Linked DNA regions of Homo sapiens: all the other regions are linked to region 1. A link is a loop called in an ENCODE intact Hi-C map of the cell type or tissue named here. Cell type or tissue: heart left ventricle. All regions are shown on one strand.

Evidence for each region. A loop is a pair of places that touch in the nucleus more often than their neighbours do. Peaks named below come from ENCODE experiments on the same cell type or tissue, not always from the same donor. Only the 100,000 strongest peaks of a DNase experiment are listed, where the experiment ranks them.
Region 2: a loop joins it to region 1, with 4 times the contacts of the local background. A loop is called at or near these places in 5 of 110 quality-filtered maps.
Region 3: it touches region 1 in a loop (5-fold over the local background); 4 of 110 quality-filtered maps call a loop at or near these places.

The regions. Positions count from the first base shown.
Region 1 is chr1:81,301,620-81,309,619 of GRCh38, forward strand. It overlaps a transcript of ADGRL2 not described here. Among named protein-coding and RNA genes, the nearest start is that of ADGRL2, 500 kb to the right of the region's middle. RefSeq lists an enhancer at 4,690-5,282. In heart left ventricle, a CTCF peak has its summit at 4,477; no DNase peak of the experiment used is centred here; H3K4me3 peaks cover 3,145 bases; H3K27ac peaks cover 2,368 bases.
Region 2 is chr1:81,488,080-81,496,079 of GRCh38, forward strand. It overlaps a transcript of ADGRL2 not described here. Among named protein-coding and RNA genes, the nearest start is that of ADGRL2, 310 kb to the right of the region's middle. In heart left ventricle, no CTCF peak of the experiment used is centred here; no DNase peak of the experiment used is centred here; H3K27ac peaks cover 2,578 bases.
Region 3 is chr1:81,475,266-81,483,265 of GRCh38, forward strand. It overlaps a transcript of ADGRL2 not described here. Among named protein-coding and RNA genes, the nearest start is that of ADGRL2, 320 kb to the right of the region's middle. In heart left ventricle, no CTCF peak of the experiment used is centred here; a DNase peak (open chromatin) is centred at 3,056; H3K4me3 peaks cover 960 bases; H3K27ac peaks cover 757 bases.

The sequences.
Region 1 (8,000 bases):
GTTAGGAACTTGTGTCTGCTGGGAAACAAACACTGAGAGGGAACAGGGATGTAAGAGTCTTAAGAGTTTGATCAGGGACCCAAACCTCTGAAAATCAAAAGAGGAAAAAGTCGGGGTTGAGCAGGTAAGCCTCAGACCACAGTGAAAATCTGACAGTCTTGACCAACCCAAAGGGAACTAGGAATAAAAGCTGCCCATGAGAGGAATCCTGCACTGGGCGGAAAGAGACAGGCCTAAAGAAACCCACTAAGCTTGGTCATTCTCTAAGAACTACCTGATAAGGTGAATTCTGAAGGTGGAGTCTGTTAGCTAACTTCATTCCTTGCCGCAGAACCACAAGGTTTTTATTGAAGGGAAACTCAAATAGCATACCTCCCTGGCTACTATGGAACATTAAATAGTTTTTAAATCTTTGGGAAAAGAGTGGAATGTTGAATGAAACCACTCTTTCAACCTCCATTGTAGCCAGTGGGGGTGAGGAGGGAGGGCTACAATCGAAAGATAATTTAAAATAATCCTAATATAGTCAGTCATTCTGTTAATCAGCATAATTTTTTAATCATTTGTGGTTTAGGTGCCCTTTCTGGAGGTTTTACTTGTCATTGTGTTTATGGGAAATTGACAGTTATTAATTGTTTTTAAGCTTGAACCAGTCCTTATTAGAATTCAAATGTATTTCCCACTACTGGGTCCAATATCTATGTAATCATTTATCTTATAGTGAATTTTACTGTAAGCGTAATATTTACAAGAAGCAATTTGTCATTCCTGGGTTAAGTATAGAAACTTCAATATTTTCTGGATAAATATGTCAAAAAAACTAAAATTCAAGCAATAGAAGAGAATGGGAAGCTTATAGTGTCTTATATTAGACTTGGGAGGTTTGCTATTTGGTTTGACTCGATTATCATTATTGTTTTATAAATATAATTTTCTAATTATTACCCATCATTAACATTAATGGCATTAATGCTGGTAATCCATCTCCCTAAGGATTTCAAAGTGCGATATTTTTTCTAAGCTAAATGATTTCCAGGACTCCAGCAGCAATTCCCACCTTGATTTGCTGCACCCGAAGTCTCCAAATACAATTAATTTTAATTCATATAAGAATATACCCATTTTGGGTTAGGAAATGGGGTGGCAGATACTCACAAACAATTTTGGAACATTTCCACTCCCTAAATATTTAGATCTCTAATCTAATTGGCACTATATCCCCCTTTTTGTCACGGTAGACAGCACTCCTTGTCATTTAAACTTTTCTCTATGTGTGTGTTCCCAGGTCTGGGGAGCCTGGAAGAACGCATGTGCAAGCAGAAGGCTGAGGCCCAGGAGGTACAAATGACCCATCATGCTTATGCCCAGTGTTTCTCCTTTCTGTGACCTGCTCCCCAGTCGTGCCCTAACATTCCAGTTGGTCTGTCTCCAGTTCCCACTGATCCTCTACTCTATGCTCTGAGCATATGCCACTGATTGCCCCGGCTCGTGGCGCTCTCTCCTGCTGTCCTGCCCTCCGTCCTCGTGTTCATTCACCCCGGCCTTCTCCTCCTGCATCCCTTACTTGCCCAAACAGCTCCTACTCTGTCGTCAAGAGTCACATGAAGCATCATCTAGTCTACAGAGAACTCCTTAATTACCCCCAACTGTGTTTTGCCTTCTTTACTTTCTTTCCTCTGAATGTTTTTTCTTTGTACAGTTGTCCAATATTAGTATCAATCTGTTTACCTACCTGTTTCCATCACTTCCGCTAAAAACTGAAGGCAAGGACGATACATTTTCATATATATACCCTAGGTTCTTGTGACAAAACACTGCGTTTTTATTGAATAAATGAATGAATGAATCCCTCCTCATCATTCTGGTGAACCAGGAGGCCAGCACCTCCACAGTCACTCTCTGAGTTGCTGCTGCAAGGTCCCTCCCACACTAGCAGCACAGGTAGGGCGCCATCCTCATTACCCCCACACAGCGCCACATACGCCAAAGGAGCTTTCTCTCTACCTTAACTGAAATCTGACCTTTCCTTGGCATGCTTATCTTCAACCAGTTACTAGAAAAAAGTATCTCTGATACAATAATTAAAACTACTGTGAATTCATGTGTCACTCTAAGTGTAAATTGTTCACGTGTTAATTTTGCCAGTAGTGAGTGAATTGAAAAAGAGACTGGGAAGCCAGTAAAACATAGAAATGAACCCCTAATGGTGGCATTTCAGGAAATAGGAGAAGACAGATGGGAAGATATTTCTGGACCAGAGTGCTTCTGGGTGCCCTTCACATTGTACCACACAAGCCATTTCCATTCCTGTACAGAAGGTTGGATCTGCTGCTACAACACTCTCTGGCTCTCCTGAGAACAGTATTTCTATTTTTGTCTTTTATAAAAAGGTAAAAGCACCCTTCTTTCTGGTTGTCAGGGAACAGGAAGGAGCCCCCTCTCATACAATGACCAGAAAAAGCCAATAACAAACTCATCTTTTTTCTACATTCAGTAGACACCATAGTAACACTTCCCAGTTTACAGATAGGCAATGAAGTTCAATGGAAACAGATTTTTAATAATTATAATTATACCTTACACTGATTAAGTGTTTACCCAGGTGCTATGCTAATCCTTTTCCTTTATTTCTTACACCAACCATAAAAGTAAGGTTATTTTATTATCCACATTTTATAAGAAAGTTAGCTAACTTGCCCATGGTCAGACAGATAAATGTCTGAGTCACAAAACTGGTGTCCAGAAAGTTATGACTCAGACCCCTAAATATGCCATCTGGAAGGCATCCCTGGTTTCAATAAGGGGCACCTAATTGTGGTTACATGTCAATATACAATCTAGCACTACTGGTACTATTATCACTCTTCTTTATATGACAAGACATTTATATTTACCTTTCCTTTTCTATTCATGAGAGTACAGAATACATCATAATTTCTGCATCCAATTTTTATATTAAATGACTGGTAAAGGAAATATAAACACTTTGCTGTGATTTTCAATATTTTTTCTGCAAAAATTTATGAAACATCTACAATATGTAAAAGACATTTTCAAAATATTTGGGGAGATATTTTAGAGGAAATCGTATGGTCCCTGATTCAAAAGAGTTTACAACCTGAAAAGTAATATTAACACCTCAGTAACATTACAAGTCCAACCTGTGTACAAGCTGTGTCCAAATAGAAAAAAACCTGAGAAGTCACCCAACCACTTAGAGAGCAATCAGACTATTGGATGTCAGAGACATAAAATAACTATTGTCTTCACCCTTTTACTTTCAGGCAATTGTCTCCTAAACACTGTTATAGTCACTAAGTCTGCATACTTTAGAAACTCCAGATCGTCACTAAATCTCATGGAAATGTGTATTGGCATTTTCCTTGAGATTTCTTTTAAAGTATCACTTCTGTCCATCAAGTCAGAGTCCTTATAAGTGTAGTGTGTTTAAATTCTTTATCTTTCCTGACAGTCTATAGAGTCCCAATAGCAGCAAAAATCTAACTGAACTCCCTACTACTCCCTGCAAATATGCTCATATGTTTATGTTGAGAGTTTTAATGCCATTTGTTGAAATATATTTAACCTATATCACTTGGTTCACACCAAGTTAATGCTAGCTCCTACAAGGCTATGATCAATTCAGTCAACTAGTTGGTTTGACTGATTTTTCCTTTGAATTCACCTAATTGCTGGGCTGTTTAAGTATCTGCAGATACCTTTACACAAAAGAAGGCAGGCTTCACATTAGCTTGCTAAAAGAGGGTTATTATTTTCTTCTGAGATCTGCTATGGACTTATTGAGTGGCTGTTGGCAAGAGTAATGATCATATTTGCCCTCTCCTCTTTCTCATTTTTAAAACAAGAATATGAATATAAAACAACCCAGAAAAACTCCAAAGATGCTAAATGAATAAGTTAATAATCATTGTTTATTTAAAGATACAACTGTATTGTACAAAGAGAGGGATTTCTTTTACCCTGAAATGCCAATAAGAAGCCATATGAAAAACAAAAATAACAATTTAAAGAGATTTTTAAAAAGCTCCCATTCAGTAGTACAATTGGGTTCTTTTCAGATAATTAATCATTAAGAAATATTTAAGTACTATTTTCTATTTACATTGCAGTATATATCACTGGCTCTTTGAAAGTTAACAGGGATTAATTTTCTTTCAAAATAAATATTCCACTTAACTAATTGTCTGTGTTCTTTCACTGCTGTCTACGCCATTCAAGCCAAAACACCGATCTCATTCAAAACTCAGAATTTCATCCAAATTTGTGTACCTGGCCACTAATAAAAGATTTTTGGTATGCTGTCTAAAATCCTAATGACAAAATAGGGAGAATCATAAAATGTTCATAAAAATCGGATGGGATCAAACATCAGCTAATCTGAGTATATTTTTCTCTATGATTAACCAGTTCTTAATGACAACATTTCTTATCTTACAACTGTGACATGAAGAGGGAGCTGTAGCTCTTCTGAGACACAGTTCTGCAAGAACCAGCTTATCCACGCTCTCCGATCTCGTGTCTGTTTCTCTTTCTCTCTCCCTCTCTTGCGCTGTCCCTCATTCATGCACTCTTCCATCTTTTTGCCATTGTGCCAGCTCAATTTAAATGTATCTGCTCTGTATCTGTTCAAGTGGAGATAATCCATGCAAATCAGGAGCCGTGGCTCTCAATGCCTGGTTCACAGAGAGGACTCAGCTTGAGGAGGTCACTCGTTCACAGCCGCTCCTCCCATTATATTTTTCCCCTTATTGCAGAACTGCTGTATGTATACAGTGACTGAAAGGACTCAATTTACTGCAACTGCTGCCTGGCTTTACTTACAACTTTTTTTTTTTTATAAAGGAACTTACCTCCATCTGTCTTTTCAAGGTAGGAAGTCTGATTCTTCTAAAGACGTGTGTAATGCCTCCACTGTCTGCTCATTATCAAATGTCACTTGAATGCTTTATATTGTTGCTGGCATTAGGTACAAATACTGTGATTCCAGGTGCCTCACGCTTTTGTTACTTAACCATATAGGTACAATTGTTTAAGTGCTGGGTATTATAATGTTTATTTTCCCTGCAGCAAGCTTCAGTTTTACAATGCCAGAAAGATTAGAGTATCCACTCTCTAATGTAGAAATATAATCCTCTATCAAGTTTTCCCTCTTAGAAAAACATTAATTTCTCAGTATGTTTTAACTTATTATGTATGCTGGCCAATAATAGCCAAGTGTAAAATTCAACCGTAACAAATTTTTTTTTTAACCTGGAGCCCTCCTGCAGCATTTTCTGTGAAAAATAACTAACTGTTGAAATGTTTTTAACAACAGCAACAAAATAATAGATTTTACTTTATTTTGCTGCAAAGCAAAAAGCTGAAGGCCTTATTGCTAACAGGCCTGTCAGATAGATTTATTCTTCACCATTTTAAAATTGTTACTAGGCTATGCAGAAGTATTACAAATAGTTAGGATTCAGTTACTGTCATTATCCATGTGATTATTTATTGTTTTGAGATTGAAATTGTATTACAGAAAAGTTTAATGTAGCAAGGCTTTAAAAAACCTGAATGTTTGTATAACACTGTTTGAGATCAATTTTTGAGAATGATTTCAATAGCCAAATGATTAGGTTTGGATTAAAAATGCATGTAAGAGTCTAGCAGATTTGACAATACACATGGTGATTTATGTAAGCAATTCCTGGGCTTACGTTACTTCATATGTGTCTCCTTGAAGTTACTTATAATATTTTAATCACTCCTTAGTCATATCAATTTTAAAACATACTGAAATGTCATAACATTATAGACTTTAAAATCTCTTTTTGACTAGTACAAATATAATTAGAACATTCCAGTTACAATTTAGATTTCAATAAATGCAATATGTCTTTGAAAGTACTCCTTATTAATATAATTTTGCATTTATTACCTTATTTTTCTAAGAAGGATTTGACATGTGGCTATGACAAGGCTAGTTAATCTCTTATATAAGATAGAATTGAACATAAGCAGTAAACAAAGTTGACAGTCCTGAAAAGAAGAAAAAATTATCCTCTGGTATACTGAATAGTTCTGATGACATAAATCTTACATTTCATCTTCTAGGTAGATACTTGTAGTTAGTGAAGTTCGAAGGAAAAAAAATTTATTATCCACATAAAATATCTCAATGCCAAAAATGTGCAGTTCTTTTTCTTTTTGATAGAGTCTTCTATTGTAAAAAAAAATGCGCCTTGATTTTTGAGTACAGTACAAGGCATGAAGCCCTGTCATTGTTAGCATAAAGAAGACATCTACACAAGTATTACTGTGCAGAGGGCAATCTTTCTGTCTCTGGCATTTGTTAGGTTACTGCACGTAGAATTTAACAGATAAATATGTTCTGCTTCGTGGCATTTTAGTGATCCTACTGGTATGCAAGCTACTCGGCTAGGATAGCAACCGAAAAAAAAAAGGTATATGTTTTATAGCAGTGGGTAATAAAAGACCTTCACAGTGAGAGAAGAGGAATTTGACTTATTTATTACACAGTAATTAGAATTTCTTTAAAATTCTTTGAAATGCCGAGTTGTAAAGTAAACTGAGGCTTTCCAGGAAGGGCTAATTGAATTTATCTATTTGAGCCATGTAGTTGTCCGTGAATATCTTCTTCACAGACACTGTCGCTGGAGAATTCCATTCACACCTTCAGCATTACAGGGAAAGAAAAGGATTTGTCACTAACAGTAAAGGATGACAATTTCATATTTAAAACGAGTTTGAGAACAGCACCCTACACAGGAAAACCTTAACAGATGGAAAGGTGCGTGGGATTGCCTGATTATGTGAACTTGAGACTAGTGTGAAACTAAAGGATGCCCTTTCAGAACAAAGGAACGCCATGTAATACTCTGTCAGCAGTCAAGCTGAGGATAGATATAAAAAGTGGCCAAGGAGATCTTTTGGGGACAGAGAAAATGCAAACAATGAGACATTCTCTTTTCAACCAAATTACCAGGGTTTGACAGGTATAAAGGCACTCCCCATGGAATGTCACACCATCATTTCACAGAGACTTATTTCAAAAGCACATATTTTATAGACTTTCGCATTTGTTTGCAAACCTCTGAGAAAACTCTCCAAAGACCTAACTTGTATGCCTTAAGTTAGGTTTTACAACTATGCATCCAAAATAAAATGGTCACAGCCTTCAACTCCCTTGGGTTTCTTTTGCCTCATCTGTAAACTTGCCATTCCTCTAGTAACTCATTCAAGCAACTGTTCAAGACAAGTTACATTTTACTCCATTTTAGTGTGCCTTGCAGCAGAATCTATAGAACTGGTAAACTTTATGGCTATATATAATACCATGTTGTTATTCCCACCTGGCTCTTTGCTGCTGCTTTTACTGAGTACAGTTAAAAAGATAAATTATCATCTTAAAAGGATGCTATGGAAGGTGTTAATAAGTTTTATCTAACTTCAGGAGTGTTCACTGGGGCTGTAGAAACTTGCGACCCTGCTTAAGGGGAAATGATGTGCGTCATCAGCAGACATTCACTGCCTATATCTTCTGTAAATATTTCAAATTTCAAGAAGGATTCTGTAATACCGTATATATTTCCTAAATCATGGAAGTTATTGCTGCATATGGATTGATTATGATATTGAGTGAAAACCCAATGGATTTTGCTTTATAGGTAATAACTTAAATTTGTACACCACCACTATGGGGTCAGTGAAACCATCATCCCCATTTCAAAGATAAAGAGAGGTACAGAGAGGTTTAAGTAACTTAGCCAAGGCCACACAGTTGGGACAGAACTGGGATGTGAACCCATTTATTCTGTTCCTGGCTTTGAAAACTCACACAATAATGCCTTCCTAATTATCTCTGATGACTAGTAGTAGGGACATTCCACCCCCCACAAATAGCAAAAGTGCTCCGATTTACCCATTTGTCATCTGGATTCAAATATCTGATTCTGATTTTCCAACTCTTTTCAAAGTTC
Region 2 (8,000 bases), 190 kb after region 1:
ACTTCTAGAGAATTTAAAGAATGAGCACCATTTTTCCCCTTTATTTTTATTTTTTCCTCTTTTGAGGAAATTAAAGGCTAGGACTTTCAAAAACAACTGAATATATGAGGAAAATTTGAAAGTGACTATGTATGTCCAGGGAAAAAAGCAGGTTCAGAAAAGTCCTGAAAAGACCTTAAATTTACACCTCAGGTGGATCCTTGGCACAGAGAGTGCCTACAACAATACAAAAATCACAAAATCAATAAATAAAAACGTTAACAAAAAACAGCAAACTCTGGGGAAAGGGAAGAATCTGGTTTCCAGAGTTACCACATTATTAGATTAAAATGTCCAGAGACCGGGCACAGTAGCACAAGCCTGTGATTGTAGCACTTTGAGAGACCGAGGCATGCAAATAGCTTGAGCTCAGGAGTTTTGAAACCAGCCTGTGCAACATGGCAAAACCTGTCTCTACAAAAAAAAAAAAAAATACAAAAATTAACTGGATATGGTGGCACACACCTGTAGTCCAGCTACCTGGGAGGCTGAGGTGAGAAGATAGCTTGAGCATGGGAGGTCGGGGCTGCAGTAAGAAAGATCATGCTGCTGCACTCCAGCCTAGGTGACAGAATGAGACCCTGTCTCAAAAAGGAGGAAAGTAAGTCCAGTTTTCGATTAAAAAAACCATGAGTCGTACAAAGAAGCAGAAAAGAATTGTCCCTCAAAGCAAATAAATCAATAAAATGATCCCTTAAAAAGACCTGATGTCTACTAGATAAAGACTTTAAAATAGCACCTTAAAGATATTCAAAAAACTGAATTAAGATAAAGAGAAAGTCAATAAAATGATGTGTGAACAAAATGGAAATATCAATTAAGAGATGGAAAATCTGGCTGGGTGCAGTGGCTCACACCTGTAATCCCAGCACTGTGGGAAGTTGAGGTGGGTTGAGATCACCTGAGGTCAGCAGTTTGAGACTAGCCTGGCCAACATGGTGAAACCCTGTCTCTACTAAAAATACAAAAATTAGCTGGGCACGTGGTGTGCTCCTGTAATCCCAGCTACTCTGGAGGCTGAGGCAGGAGAATCACTTGAACCTGGGAGGTGGAGGTTGCAGTGAGCTGAGATTGCAACACTGCACTCCAGCGTGGGTGACAGAGGGAGACTCTGTCTCAAAAAAAAAATTAATAATAAAATAAAATAGATGGAAAATCTAAAAAGAAACTAAAAAAATCAAGAGCTGAAAAATACAATAATTTAAATGAAAAATTCACTAGAGGAATTCAGAGGCACATTTGAGCAGACAGAAGAATCAGCAAACTTGAAGACAGGACAATGGAAATTATTGAGTCTGAGGAACAGAAAGAAATAAGATTAAAACAAAATATACAGCCTAAGGGACCTGTGGGACACCATTAAACAGACCAACATACACACTGTGGAAGTCCCAGAAGTAGAGGAGAGACAGGAAAAAGAAGAAAGAATATTTGAAGAAATAATAGCTGAAAACATCACAAATATGATGAAAGACATGAATTTGTACATCCAAGAAGCTCAAACTCCAAGTAAGATGAGCTCAACAAGACCCACATGAAGACACATAATAATTAAACTTTTGATTGAAAGACAGAGAATCTTGTAAGCTGCAAGACAGAAGTGGCTCATCGCATACAAGGGATCCATAATAAGTTTATCAGATGATTTCTCATTAGAAATTGTAGAGGCCCAACAGCAGTGGGCCAATATATTCAAAGTGTTAAAAGCAAAAAGGCATCAATCAAGAAGTCTATGTTCAGCAAAACTGCCATTCAAAAATTAAAAAGAAATTAAAGGATGGTTAGATAAACAAAAGCTAAGAAAGTTCATTATCCCTGGAACTGCCTGGCAAGAAATACTTAAGAGAGTCTTCCAGGGTGAAATGAGAGACTATATAGTAACTGAAAGCCATATGAAGAAATATCTCAATAAAGGTAAATATGTGGTCAATTATAAAAGCTAATATTATAGTAACAACCATTTGTAAATCTACTTTTTGTTTTCTACATGATTTGAGCGACTTAACATATTCTTTTTTTTTTTTTTTTTCGAGACAGAGTTTCGCTCTTGTTGCCCAGGCTAGAGTGCAATGGCACGATCTTGGCTCACTGCAACCTCCACCTCCTTGGTTCAGGCAATTCTCCTGCCTCAGCCTCCCAAGTAGCTGGAATTACAGGTGTGCGCCATGATGTCTGGCTACTTTTTGTATTTTTAGTAGAGATGGGGCTTCAACATGTTAGTCAGGCTGGTCTCGAGCTCCTGACCTCAGGTGATCCACCGGCCCTGGCCTCCCAAAGTGCTGGGATTACAGGCATGAGCCACCATGCCTGGCAACTTAACATATTCCTAAAAATTATTAGAAAAAGGAAGCAGCCTAATAGAAAAATGGGCAAAAGACTAAATAGGCAAGTTATTAAATAGTGTACCCAAATAGTGACAAGCTTATGACAGTATTCTCAACCTCATTAGCCAGCAAGAAACTGCACATTAAAACTACAGTGGGATACTACTAACACCCACAAAATAGTTTTTTAAAGAAATGTTTTAATAACAATACCAATGATGTACAGGGATGTGGAGCAACTGCAACTCACACACAGCTGGTGAGAGCATACAACACAGTCATTTTGGAAGGCGTCTTGGCAGTATTTTCCAAAGTGGAAGGTACTTGAAATTTTAGTCCTAAGCATATCCTTTACATAAATGCATACATATGCACATTAAAAGGCATGCACAAGAATGTACATAGCAACTTTATTCATCATAACCCCAAATGCAAGCAACACAATGCCCACCAACAATAGAATGGATAAATAAAACAGTGAAGTATTCTAAAGTAAGGCACTATTGACCTTGTGGGCCAGATAACTCTTTGTTATGAGAATCTGACCTGTACTTTGTAAGATATTTAGTAGCACCCACTAGATGCCAATAGCATTTCCCTAGTTGTGATAAAATGTTTCCAGTAACCATTAAATGTCGCCTTGGGGGATTAAATCCCACCCCCTTGAGAATAACTTCTCTAAAACAATAAAAATAAACTTCTGCTACATGAAACGTAGTGGACAAATATATAATGTTATGTGAAAACAGCTAAACACAAAAGAGTACCTGCTATAGGATTTCATTTAAATAAAGCTCTAAAACAAGCTAAATTATGTGATATCTGTTGGAATTTTTATTACATTTGGGAGAACAGTAACTAGCAGGAGGCATATGGAAGATAGTCTAGTCTAGGTGAGATTCTCTATACATCCCAATCTGGGTAATGCTCACATGGGTGTGTTCTTTGTGAAAATTCATCAAGCTATACTTTTATGATTTTGCTATATATACTCTGCTTCAAAAAAAAAGACTACTCAAGATTATATATTTGTAAGCCTAGAGATGAAGAGACACATAATTCTAGAATATGAAGCAAATGTTAGAAAGAGTTACTTTAAAAACACAAACAGAAGGGATTCCAACATCTCAAATTGGAAGAGAGAAAAACTGAGCTTTGTTAGAACCAAAGATGACAGAAAGAGAAGTGACAACACTGAGTAAAAAGAAAGAAAGGAAATCTTATTTCCACAGGGAATAGAAAAGGTGCTAAAAGAAAACATTTTAACCCAGGACTAGAAAGTAAAACAATTTCTACGGTGGTGGGTGCTGCTAATTATCCACTTGTTATTTTTTTCTGTCATTCTTTCTCAATCAAGAGAACCCCAGATTTATTCTATGCAATACTGTGCTCGCGAAATGTTGCATTATTCAGCTCTCCTTGTAAACAGGGTTGTCCAAAGTGATGTGGCCATGAAAGCTGGTATTGCTGCAGTCACCATATGACATGAGATGACTGAAGATGGAAACCAGTGCCAAAATGTAGTTAAGCACAAAGAATGAAACTGAGTCTCTGATGACCATAGAGGCCCTCATCTTCACCCTGGACTGCCTGTTTCTGGCATTTTACATGAAAGGAAGAAAACCACTCTTTTAATTTTGTTTAAAAAGGAGTATGTGCAATAATTTATAACTTTGTTTCTTTCTAGTAGGAAATAAAGACTGCCCATCTCCAGTAATGTTTCTGTCATCCTTTTTTCAGTCTAACATTTTTATTTTCTTTGACCTAATATGTAGAAAACGCTCATGACTTTGCATATGTGGTTTGAATTAATGAAAAAGAAGAAGAAAAGCAAAGGGTAAATCTTGAACACACAAAAGAGAAGGTGATTTTATGTAAATATCTTTGTAAAATAACCAATGAAGTGAAAAACACTTCAAATTCTGCTTACTTTTTAAATATCAATATTCAAATAGTTTTGTTTCAAAAATTCAAAATTCAGTTAAACACACAGAACTTTATTCTGATAATGACAGTCTATTGACTGAGATCACATGGGAATGAGAAATGTAATAAAAAAGAAATGCTTAGATTATTGCTAGAAAAAAGTATGCATAAATTAGAAATACTTGGACCTAGACATACTACAGTACTATGTGTTTCTAATTGTTGAAAATCATCACTGTGCAATATTTAAACTTAAACTAAGAATGCTTCATTTCTAAAGTTGGAAAAACTAATTTCAAGTGAATAAAATCATCTTCAAAATTGGATATAATATTCAATATTCTAAGTTCAGAAAGAAGTTTTAAACAGCAAGGCATTTAATATTGCCATCCAGATACTATTCTGATCTGCTGATGTGGAGTTTACTACTGACGTCAATCAGAAATTTGCTTAAGTAGGGACTGATGAATAGAGTATACTTCCTTTCTGGATTTCTTCTTCTATCCAGAAACATAACAGGAAGGTCATTTGTTTTAGAATAGAAGAGTATGTGAGTGGTATAAAATGACCTTGAATTATGATCTCTTCTGACATCTAATGTGTAATATGTATTTTTAAAATCTAGGAGCAAATACATAAAACTATAGGTAAGTGATAGACAAAACCTGAAAGAAGAAAACTCCTTTTTAAAAAACAATGTAACTCAGTCCAAGTACCAGTGAAAAATATTTGTATCTAAATGTGATATAGTTCTAAGAAGCAGAGTCATTCAGCCTCCAACAGGTTTGTGAAATGTATTTCAGGAGAAAAGAAATTATCAAACAAATGTACCCCACTCCCGCCCCACAGTAAAACTAAATGCAATAGCATGATAGCTCAGCAGATGCAATGTGAGGTTGCCCTGCATGTCAGCATGACAAGACAGTGTATAACTCTAGCTAAAAGCCAAACTTGTAGGGAAAGCATATTTGCTGTCCATCAAACATAGGCCCATGGTTGCAATAAATACTTATCTTTATCTATCACTGGCTACCTGCCTATCTTTAATTTCAGGCCCTTGAAATTTTATTTCATTAACTATTAAGATACGCTTGTGCTCTCCTATTTTTAGGCCTATTTCTCAAAAGTGTTCTATTTGTATAATACATCAAAAAAGAAGACAGTGGCTGTATGTTTCTTCCCGTTGTTGGGATATTTGGAAGGAAGGGAGTGGAGGTTATTTTGGGCAAGAGTTTGTCTCTGGTCAGCTGAAACACATCAGTGAAGTAATTTCTATTTAAGTCTTGGCTTTGTCACTCAGCCTGTAATAAGCCAGAACTGTCAAACAGAAATCAGAACACAAATCAGTAATGGTTGCCAGAAAAAATGGACAGAAGAAAAAAATTCGATTTACAAGGCAGGAGGGAGTGGTCAGTGGTTACTTGCAGCACAAGCCAACAGTTTCCTCAGAAGTTTGGATCAGTAGACGCTATACACTTATTCAAAAATCCTGTTGCTTACTTGGGGAGAGGGCTTATTAATTATTTAAAACGTGGGGACAGCTGTATTGTTCTCAGTCTGATTCTCAATGTGAAGAAAATAAGAGGCAATGTGGGTGAGTAGGACAAGATAGAGGCACTTTCTGAAACAATTTTAATATGAATTGCTCACTTCACTTTGAAATCAGCTGAATGCTAGAATGTCAACAGTCACAAACTTATGTCTCCTTCATGTTTTGACAATGTTCAGTGATCTAATAGCACCAAGTTTTGCAAACTCTCTTGCCTAAATGCCAATTCTGCATATTAAGTTAGCTCTGTCTCAGTAGGGGTGTCAGAATCTTGCTGATTTTCACTCACTGAAGTGTAAGGCTTGCTTCAATCAATCAGCAACATTCTCAGCAATTTATCCATTCCATGTAAACTGAAACAAGATAATGTGTCCCATTTTTAAAATCTGGTCTATACTCGTCATTTTAAAAAGTATAATCTGGAGGCTCAGTCCCTTATCCTTCTTCTGAAGATGAACAGTTTATCTTGGAATGGCTTTTCCCTGGACAAGATCAAATGCCCATGCTAAAGCAACTTTCCCATCATCTGCAATCTGCTTCATGGGATAAATAATACAGTCACAAAATTTTACTGATGAAGAAAATCTTAAAGATCACCTGTGACATTCATTTCATGTCACCACTGAGAAAACAGAACTCTGAGAAATAAAGTAACTTCCTCAAGAACACAGCACTTTGGTGCCAAAGTGTGGCCTGATACCCAGAAGTCTTGATTACCAACCAGTCCATCATTCTTGTTGGCACCCCTACAAATGTAACTGGAAAACATGGACATCAACACTTCTCTTTTACAAATTCTCTCTCTTTACAATTTTACTTGATTTTACTTTTTCTTCATCTTGGAATCTTTTGTTTTAATACATCAGTTCCCCTTTTTGGAAATGTCTGTGCTAAAGGCCATTAATAAAGAAGTATTCAGAGCTGACACATCCCAAATAATGAAGCTGCTAACCTACATTACCATATTATACTTAATAAAATTAATTCGCCCATGTAAACCTTGAGTAGGCAAATTTGCACTTAGAACACACAGAGAACCATATTTGTGACACAGATAGATAACTATTAACTCCTTTTAAGCTTTCAAATGCCTTAGGATTTCAGAGTAAAGAATCAGAAAACTGCAGCTCTAATTCAAATGAATCAGGGTAGAGCAGATGGTTGAAGAAGGAACACAAGCAAGAAGGAAATCTCCTGTTCTCCCTTTCTGATTACTTTGCCCACAGAGGAATAACGATTCAGAGAAAATCAGTAATCATGGCGGATGTCATTAGCATATTCCCAATAAGGGAGCTTACGTAAAAATTCCCAGAGAAAATGAATGACTACTTGCAGATCAATTTGCAAAAGGCGCTCATCTCCAGCTGCCTCCCTTCTCCCAAAATGTGAATGATTTAAGACTTAAAAATTGAAGTTTGTAAAAGTTATGGGCAAATGCTAAAGGTTGTTTAAGTTAATAATGATGATTATTACAAGTAAAATAGAGCAGGTATATTTTCAAGTTTGTCAGTAATTAGTAGTACCTAATGTTTCACATTTCTAATTAAATTCCATTTGTGCTGCAACAAAATCCAAAGACTTATTAAAATATTGAATAACCCTCTCCCTCTCATCTCTTCATAATGGCTGATTAAGCAAACTGCAATGAAGCACCTTCATTGTTTTATTGTGAATCCATGTGGTAAAGTGTGTTTTTCTCTCTCTTAATTGATGAGCAGAAATCATTGAAACAGCACATCAACTCCATAGAAAAACTTGCACAAACAATTTTAAAAGGGGAAAAATTTCAACTCAGGTAACTAGGAATTTAGCATGCTTTTGTTGAGAAAATATTTCAGAAGTTGTGCTTTTAACTAAATGCGGTGCAAGAAAATGACAGATGCTTGCTTAAAGTTATACAGAAAACACCTGATAAGTTTGTCATTGGTAACCATTTCTCATTGTTCTCCTGTACAGTTTCTAGATTTCTAGTTATTGAGAGGGTACAAACATCCATTGCTCTTTGTCAAGTTGAATATTTAACCCTCAAACACAAGACAGAAGAATTCCCTTTCATAGGAGGAATAGCAGTTACCAAATATGCAAACACCTTTATCAATAATAAATCTCCCTCATAAATTAACCATGAGACACAATATTGGCAGGTCTTCATATTAAATAGA
Region 3 (8,000 bases), 170 kb after region 1:
TTATTTTATCTGAGTATGTGAACTTAGCTAAAAAGATGCATGCATAATCAGCTACTCCCCTGAGTACCATCTCAGTTTTTATTACTATTGTTTACGTCTTGACAACTCTTCCTCTTTCTCTGCTGTCTGACATCTTTGCTCAAAGGTATCTACTAGCCTTTAGGTGACATAGGTGAGCTCTTTCTCAAAAGATTTTTAAAGCATTTATGCAGATTTTAGAATAATTTGTGAAAAAGAATTAGGAATACCTATTTTACTATGTTACAATTTGACCAATGTTAGCCTAAGATGTGCCGTCATTTGATGGATGAGGGAAAAAGAATGCTAAAACCTTTAATAATTTTGTAAATGGGTTCATCTTTCCTAAAGAGAAAAGCAAAGATCTCTCATACTAAAAGGATTATTTGGGGGGAGGAGATGGACAGAGAAGTACAAAAGACAAGAAAAACTGTAAGTGATAAAGACTGGGACAAGTAGATGACAGAAAAGACACAAAGAGTAGGGATATCAAATTGCTGACAACTCAAGTGTCAACTTGGGTTAATAGTGCCCTTCCTGGAGGAGGATGTTCAGAAAAATTGTGAGGCTATTACAATCTGTGTAGGAAAGCTGTCATGAGTAGTTAGTTATCTCTGCCACGGGGGCAAGTAGCAGGAATAGGGCATAAGTGCCTTGTATTTCCATTTCTATGCCAGAAGGGAAAGTTCTCTGCTACAAGAAAACCAGTGAGTGTTCAGAGGAAGCAGTGCTTCCATAGGTGTCAGGGAATCCCAGCTACGTCAACATTGAGGAACCTACGTCTGAATTTATATTTTCCACTGAAGAGAAAAGCCTTCACACTAGACACTTAAATATATGGGTAGGAAAAAAAGAAAGAAAGAGAAAGAGCATAAGTGACAGAGAGAGAAAGAAAAAGAAAAAAAGGAAAGAAAGGGAAAGCAAAAAAGAATGAAACAAGGAAGGAAGAAAGTACAATCTTTTGATTAGATCACATCCTTTAGGTCTCCACTATTATACCTTAAAATACTGAGAGAACTTGACAATATGATTGGTGAGGTAGTCTAAGTAAAGCTGCAAAAATATCTAAGTAAAGCAGCAAAAATTGTGAGGAGTAGGAAATGTATCAGAAACTGGGTATGAGCCAAATATTATCCTAGTGCTCAAGAAGAAGAGAAAAAGATGGATTATATTTACCAAAGAAACAATGTCCCTTCTCCTTTCCAAAGTGAACACCTCCTCCACCTGTGCTTTTTCACCTCAAGCCCAGATCCTTCTTCTCTTCTCTTTCTACACAAATTTATTGAAACGTTGTGCCTGCTTACCTTCCATTTTCCTTCTCCCATTTTCCTGTCAATTCTTTTCAATGGATTCCATAGAAATCTCGCAAAGTTGCTATTTAAAGGATTCCTAAGTGTCCAATTTCTAGTACATCATTAAACATGTCCCATTACACCTTCTTTCAGATAACATTGTGCAGTTTAACCTGTGATATCCTGTGTTTTTTCTGCAGTCATTCTACCTTTTTCTCATTCTGGCTTCTCCTTCATTGACTATAGATATCCTCTCAGATTCTGTCCTCAGATTCGCCATTCCAAATGCTTATCTTAGAAATTTTATCAACATCCATCGATTAAACTGTATTTTTAAATCACCCACATTTACCTGCCTAGTCCAGGTACCCTAAATATTACTGGTTTTGCATTTCAGCTGCCCTGTGGAAATATCCATGGATGTCCCACACATAGCTCATTTCAACTTGCCCAAATAAAACTTATCCTCTCTGTTCACAGAACTACTTTTCGTTCTGTTCCTCAGATTGGTTGACCATTGCCACTAACCCACCCTGGAACCAATACTATGTACCCACCATGCACTGTGCTATGGTTTACATGTGTCATATCACATAATAGGCACACCAGCCCTCCAAGATGGATTATTATACCCATTTTACAGATGAGGAAATGGAGACAATAAGAGGTTAAGTAACTTGCCCAAAAGGCCAATAGGCTGTCATATCGTAAAGCCAGAATTACTCCTAACACCTGACTATCCTGACAGCCAATAATATTTTCATGCCAACCTGAAGAAAACATGTATAAATAAATAAGGAAATGTGGATTCATTCTGTTTCTACAGAAAACAGGGCTGGAGCAGTGAAGAGAAATTACATGAATATAGATTTCTGTCATTTTATCAAATAACTTCTTAAGAGACACAGCAAAGAAACAAGTTTCCTGGCAAAGTGACGGCTTCCAACACAGGACAGTTGCAAAAGGATCTTTTGGATAATGAGAAAATGTAGACTACACAGACTCCTAAAGTTCACAATATGCCCTGGCACTCCTGCAGTTTGTAGGATAGCTCTTCAGTAGTTAGTTTATTAATCCTGTAAAGAACAAAACAGATGCATGCAGCCATTTAGTAAATATACTGCATGTTAGAGAATCAATATATTTTTGTATTAAACAGTCTAAAGTCATGAAAACTTTGGTAACGAAAAGCTAGAATTTTAAATAAGAAGAAAGTGTTTTTTATTTTAGTGATTCAGCTGCTTCAGGTCGTGTTGTGTTCTCTGTTTTGAAAAGCAGCTACCACAGCTGCTGCAAACATTTTTGAATGATCCATCACTACGATGTCATTCTGGCTGCAGCGTCATCTTGTGTGGCTCAGGAAGGAAGAGGGGAGAAAAGTGTGAACGGAACAAATGGCACACTGTGTTCCAAAACTGAAGAGAGCATTTTTTGTATATTTGAGAGTAATTTTTTTGCATTGTTTATTTTTGGGGGTTTTCTTTAAACATACACTTTAATGTATTGTCTTTAAAAAAAAATACTGCTTTCAGAAAGAGTCTGTGCTCAACAGTTTGCATCCTGCGATAATTATTCCTTGGGGGAGTCGGTAAATAGGAGCAAGGGGCAGGAGGAGTCATTATCTCCAACTAAAACTACAGTGGGAACATCGGAGAGGTGAGGTATCAGATAAGAGATGCAGGAATCCATGCTCGGTTCCTGTGGCCGTACAGGCTGGGCGATATGCCCAGGGCTCTAGATGATTCTGCAGAGGCCACTGGCAGGTGCCTACAATGAGACTCTGTTCATCCACTTTAATTAGCACCTCATCACTTTCAGTTTGGTGTCACCCAGCTGGCTACAGCTAGACGACACCTCCAGCTTGAACTGGGCTCCATTCCATTTTCTTGGAGCTTATCGAGACATGTGGTGCTTGCTTTAAGTGCAGCTGGTGCTGGCACTTTCATTGTAAATTTAAATCTCTGTTTGGAAAAAGGTGATAAGAACAGTTTGTTTCAAGTCGCTGGTGTTTAAGCCTTAAGCAATTCCCAGCAAATACATTCAAGGCTCCTTCTGGTTTGATCGGCTACAATTTGTAGTCGTCTTATTAATAGTGGCAGTGTTCAGATTCTTCTTAATGCTATTCACATTAAGGAAGTCGCTACACTGCCTCACGATTTCTCTGTGGTTCAGAGTTTGTGCTGATTGCTTTTAGCATTTTTGGTGATGCTTGTTGATCAGTGTAAGTTATGAGAAAAATACTGGCATCTGCATGCATTTATTTGAGTTTTTTTTTTCTTGTTTCAATGGAACAAAAAATGAGATGCTTACTAGATGCATTCTGTTTCATTGCAGTTATTTCTCAATAACTCAGGGTGCTAATATCCAAGACTGCACAGTGAGCTACAAGTGAAAGCTTAATGATCTTCTGTTTTTCCATACAGTTATTGCACCATCAGTATTTAACTCATTTCTTTATAAAACATCTTATTATATATTGTGTTTGAAAGTATTGTGTAAAAATAATGTCTGTTAATGTATTTTGTAACCAATTTGTATATCTCTTGGTTTTTGTCCCCAAGATTGGCAAACTTGATTAAAATATTTTTTTCTTTTTTAAAAAATTTCTTCTTATAGGCTGGGTGTGGTGGCTCATGCCTGTAATCCCAGCACTTTGGGAGGCCGAGATGGGTGGATCACCTCAGGTCAGGAATTTGAGACCAGCTTGGCTAACATGGCAAAACCCTGTCTCTACTAAAAATACAAAAAAAAAAAAAAATTAGCTGGGTGTGGTGGCGGGCACCTGTAATCCCAGCTGCTCGGGAGGCTGAGGCAGGAGAATCACTTGAACCCAGGATGCAGAGGTTACAGTGAGCCAAGATCGCGCCATTGCACTCCAGAGTACAACAGAGTGAGACTCCGTCTGAAAAATAAAAAAAAAGAAATTTCTTCTTAAACGCCTTTAGATACTCTGTAGGCATCAGATACCCACATTTTGGAGATAAGGAATGAAAAACTGAAATTAAAATTACTTCCTTTTTATATAGTATTCTCAGCAACCTTACGAGAGACAGGGAAAACAACCTCAAATGGATGACTACAGTACTAAAAAGAATGTTGATTATTGCATCCTTCTAATTCCTTTCTCTTTCTCTCTTTCTGGAACTAACAAATAACCCCAGTGGAGGAAACATTTCCCATGTGATTTTACATCTGAGCGAATTTAACCAGGAAAGTCTTGTTTCTAAAGCTTAAATTTTGTGGAATTATTTCCTTATTGATAGTTTATGGGGTTTCCTAATTTAGATGTCTTCATTTGTTCTCTTAACTCAAAATCACACTTTTATTAGTAACATTTTAAGTCAAAATGATACCTTAAGTTGCAACCGAAGTTTTATGGACATTATCTAATATAGTTTTCATGAAAATTCTGATTTTTTGTAGGTAAGGAAACTTAATTTCAGACAAATTAAGTCATGGGCTGGTGTCACATAGCTGATGATAGAAGAGGGAGGTCTCAAGCCTAGTCTCTGTTATACAGCACAAGGCTGGAAACCAGCTAAAGATTCTTCAACCAGAATCTTCCTCCTAAGAAACAAGAAACAAGGGCAACTAGGAGGCTTTAGGCATTCGTTTCCAGCATTATTACCATTTTCCTTGGCCTGGTGGATGAACTTTTCAGAGACTGGTTTTATCATTTATAATAGACAAAATCATACTGAACTCATATGACTATTACTACAGCTAGATAAGGTAAAAAGTCAAGTATTTAGCACAGTAAATAATAGTTACCTTCATTTCTTCTTTATACCAAAAATATAGATGCCTAGTCTAGCATTACCAGATGAAACTGAAATATTCTTAGTTGGTCAGTTAAGAACTATATGATGTTTATTTTGACAGTTCGTCCTGAAGCAGAGTAATATTTCACATTATAAGTTTTAATTTCAGAACATATAGCATAAGCCCACCCTTTCTTTCTCTGTATAAGAAAGATGGAAAATATTTTTTAAATTATACAAGATATAGCTGACCATATTAGGGAAAGGAAGTATACATTTTAAAAATTTACTGATTTATAGTCATAATAGACAAATATTTATTTTCATATGAGCTAGCATTCACTTATATAACGACTAAGTGGTTTTTGAAAACTCATTGTATCCTAACAATGAGTTATCTGATGTCTAGTTTTCATTAAACCTGTTTTCCAGATAAGGAAACTGAAGTGCAAAAAGGCAAGGTCATCTAGTACAGGAATTTACCCCACTCAGCACCCACATTCAACCATATATGCTGTGTTAAAATAATTTAAATATTACTTGTTGTGACAATTTTATCAACTTAAATCTTACAGTTATGAAGAAATTCTCCTGAACGTCTGTATCCTTTAAGGGTTAGATCATAAGTATATTTCAGCATTTATGTCATTTATTTGTTAAAATTAGTCGTTATCAATAAAACTACTCATTGGAGTTGAAAATAAATACAAATTAAAGAAATTTAATTTGAACATTGGATAACAATAAAAATTGTTGTTCAGTGTTTTTCCATGATTTCCATCAGTGTCTAGTAACAATCCTTTTAAACATAATAAAAATAACCATAGATACTAGAAATTGTTTGTGAAAGTAATGGAGGAGCTAATTGAGATTTCTAAACTAAGAAGCCCCATAAACTATCAATAAGGAGATAATTCCGCAAAATTTAACTTTAGAAACAAGGCTTTCCCGGTCAAATTCACTCAGATGTAAAATCACATGGGGAATGTTTCCCCCACTTGGGTTATGCATTGATTCCAGAAAGACAGAAAGAAATTAGAAGGATGCAATAATCAACATTCTGTTTAGGACTGTAGTCATCCATCTGAGGTTGTTTCTCCTGTCCCTTGTAAGATTGCAGGGATGAGATGTGGCCCTCGGCGCAGAAGCTCCCAGGCAGGTGGGCAACTGCCTGGGGCAGGACCAGCTTCAGCTGTGAGCCTTGCTCTCCCTGATTTGGGGGAAGACCAAAAGTCGTGTTTCGTTAATCTGGGTAACCTCATTTTCATCTCATTTAACTAGTCTAAGTTAATTGAACTACCTGCTGAGATCTCTGGCACATAGCTAAATAAGGTGAAATGAGGTTACAATGTTCCCTAACCCACTTTTGGCCCCATTTACTGTATAGGCTGGTTTTCAAAGAGGGTCAGAAAACACTTTGAAAATGGCAGATTACATCCTACTGCTTTGTAGCTACACCTATGTCAATTCCTTGTCATCCTGCTCCTTAACTTCACCTCTCCTTAAATATGTAGCCCTTCCCTGTTTCTTTGCCTCCATCTCACACAGATCCACTTCTCATTTTTTCAAGTCAGTTACCAACATAACATATCCTTAGACCCTTCCCACCCATATCTATGTACTCTATTGACGTTTCTGACACATTGTGTCCACAACTGCTCTCTATGGCTCTTTGTCTCCCAACAGATCTCACTAAACTCTCTTTTAGTCTGAACAGACTATGTGTACCCAAGGTTAAAAGTTGCCTTGAAAAATAAAAATTCAACCCACCAACTGCTTAGACTCTTTTAAAACACCAGTTTGAGAATTTAGCACTGCTATGATTGCATTCATTAATTATTTGGGCTTTAGCAGAAACTGATATTAGTTATTTCTGACATAGAGAACAAAATATAGTTTGCGGCCAAACAAACAGAAAGTTTGAATAAAGCACCGTATGTTTCTGCATTGTTTTCTCTTGCAAAAGTCCTAATGGAGGATTCATTTCAGTGATTCATTGTGTCCTTAAAAATGTAATTTTTCTTTTGCCATCCAAGTAATACGTGTTTATTATAGAACAACTTAAAAAAAATTATCTTTGCTCTTGTCCTAAACCCACACATATAATTTATTATTTTAAAATAAGGCGAATAGCTATTGATACTTAAATACTTAATTTTGCCTGTGCAAATCTGAGTTTAAAGCCAAAATGCCTGAATTAGTGATGTATACTAATTGCCATAAATATCTTGTAAGAACTCACTGAGTATTTTACTTTTAACCTGCGTTTCCATCGCTATCAGTGTTTCATTCTAGATAGTAGTAATTATAAAACCATTAAATGTATTGCAGCATAAAAACATCTTTATGTTTGTAAACACAGGAGATATTAGATAGGGTTCCATTTGTAAATGTAAGATAATTTCTTCCTATAGGTTATCATTCTGTCTTATACCTTCACTAAAACAGTATCTATCCTTACATTTTACATTATATATATGTTTTATATATTGAATTATACATATATTTTATACATTATATTTATATTAGCTATATCCTTATATTTTACAGTGAGCACACAGAAACATCCTGTACACCACACTAATTTTATTTAGAATGTTCACTTTCTCTTCCATGACTACTCTTACTCTCTCTAATCTATTTATGTATGAATATACTCAAGTTTATGGAGCTATTTTTTTATTTAATTTGTTCCTAAACATGCTATAGAAAGTTGACAACTGCGTGATATTAAGAAAGAATAGTCACCCTCAGAACCCAGACTCACCAATAGAAGAACTCTTCATTAGCTGTTTTATGAAACTGAAACCCAAACCTAATCTGAATGTTGTAGGATTGTTTCTCAAACTGTATCTGTTTTATAGCTTCTCATGGACACTTTTTTAAAGTTCCAGTTTTAGAGCGACAAGTGCCTTTTATATGAGTCTTA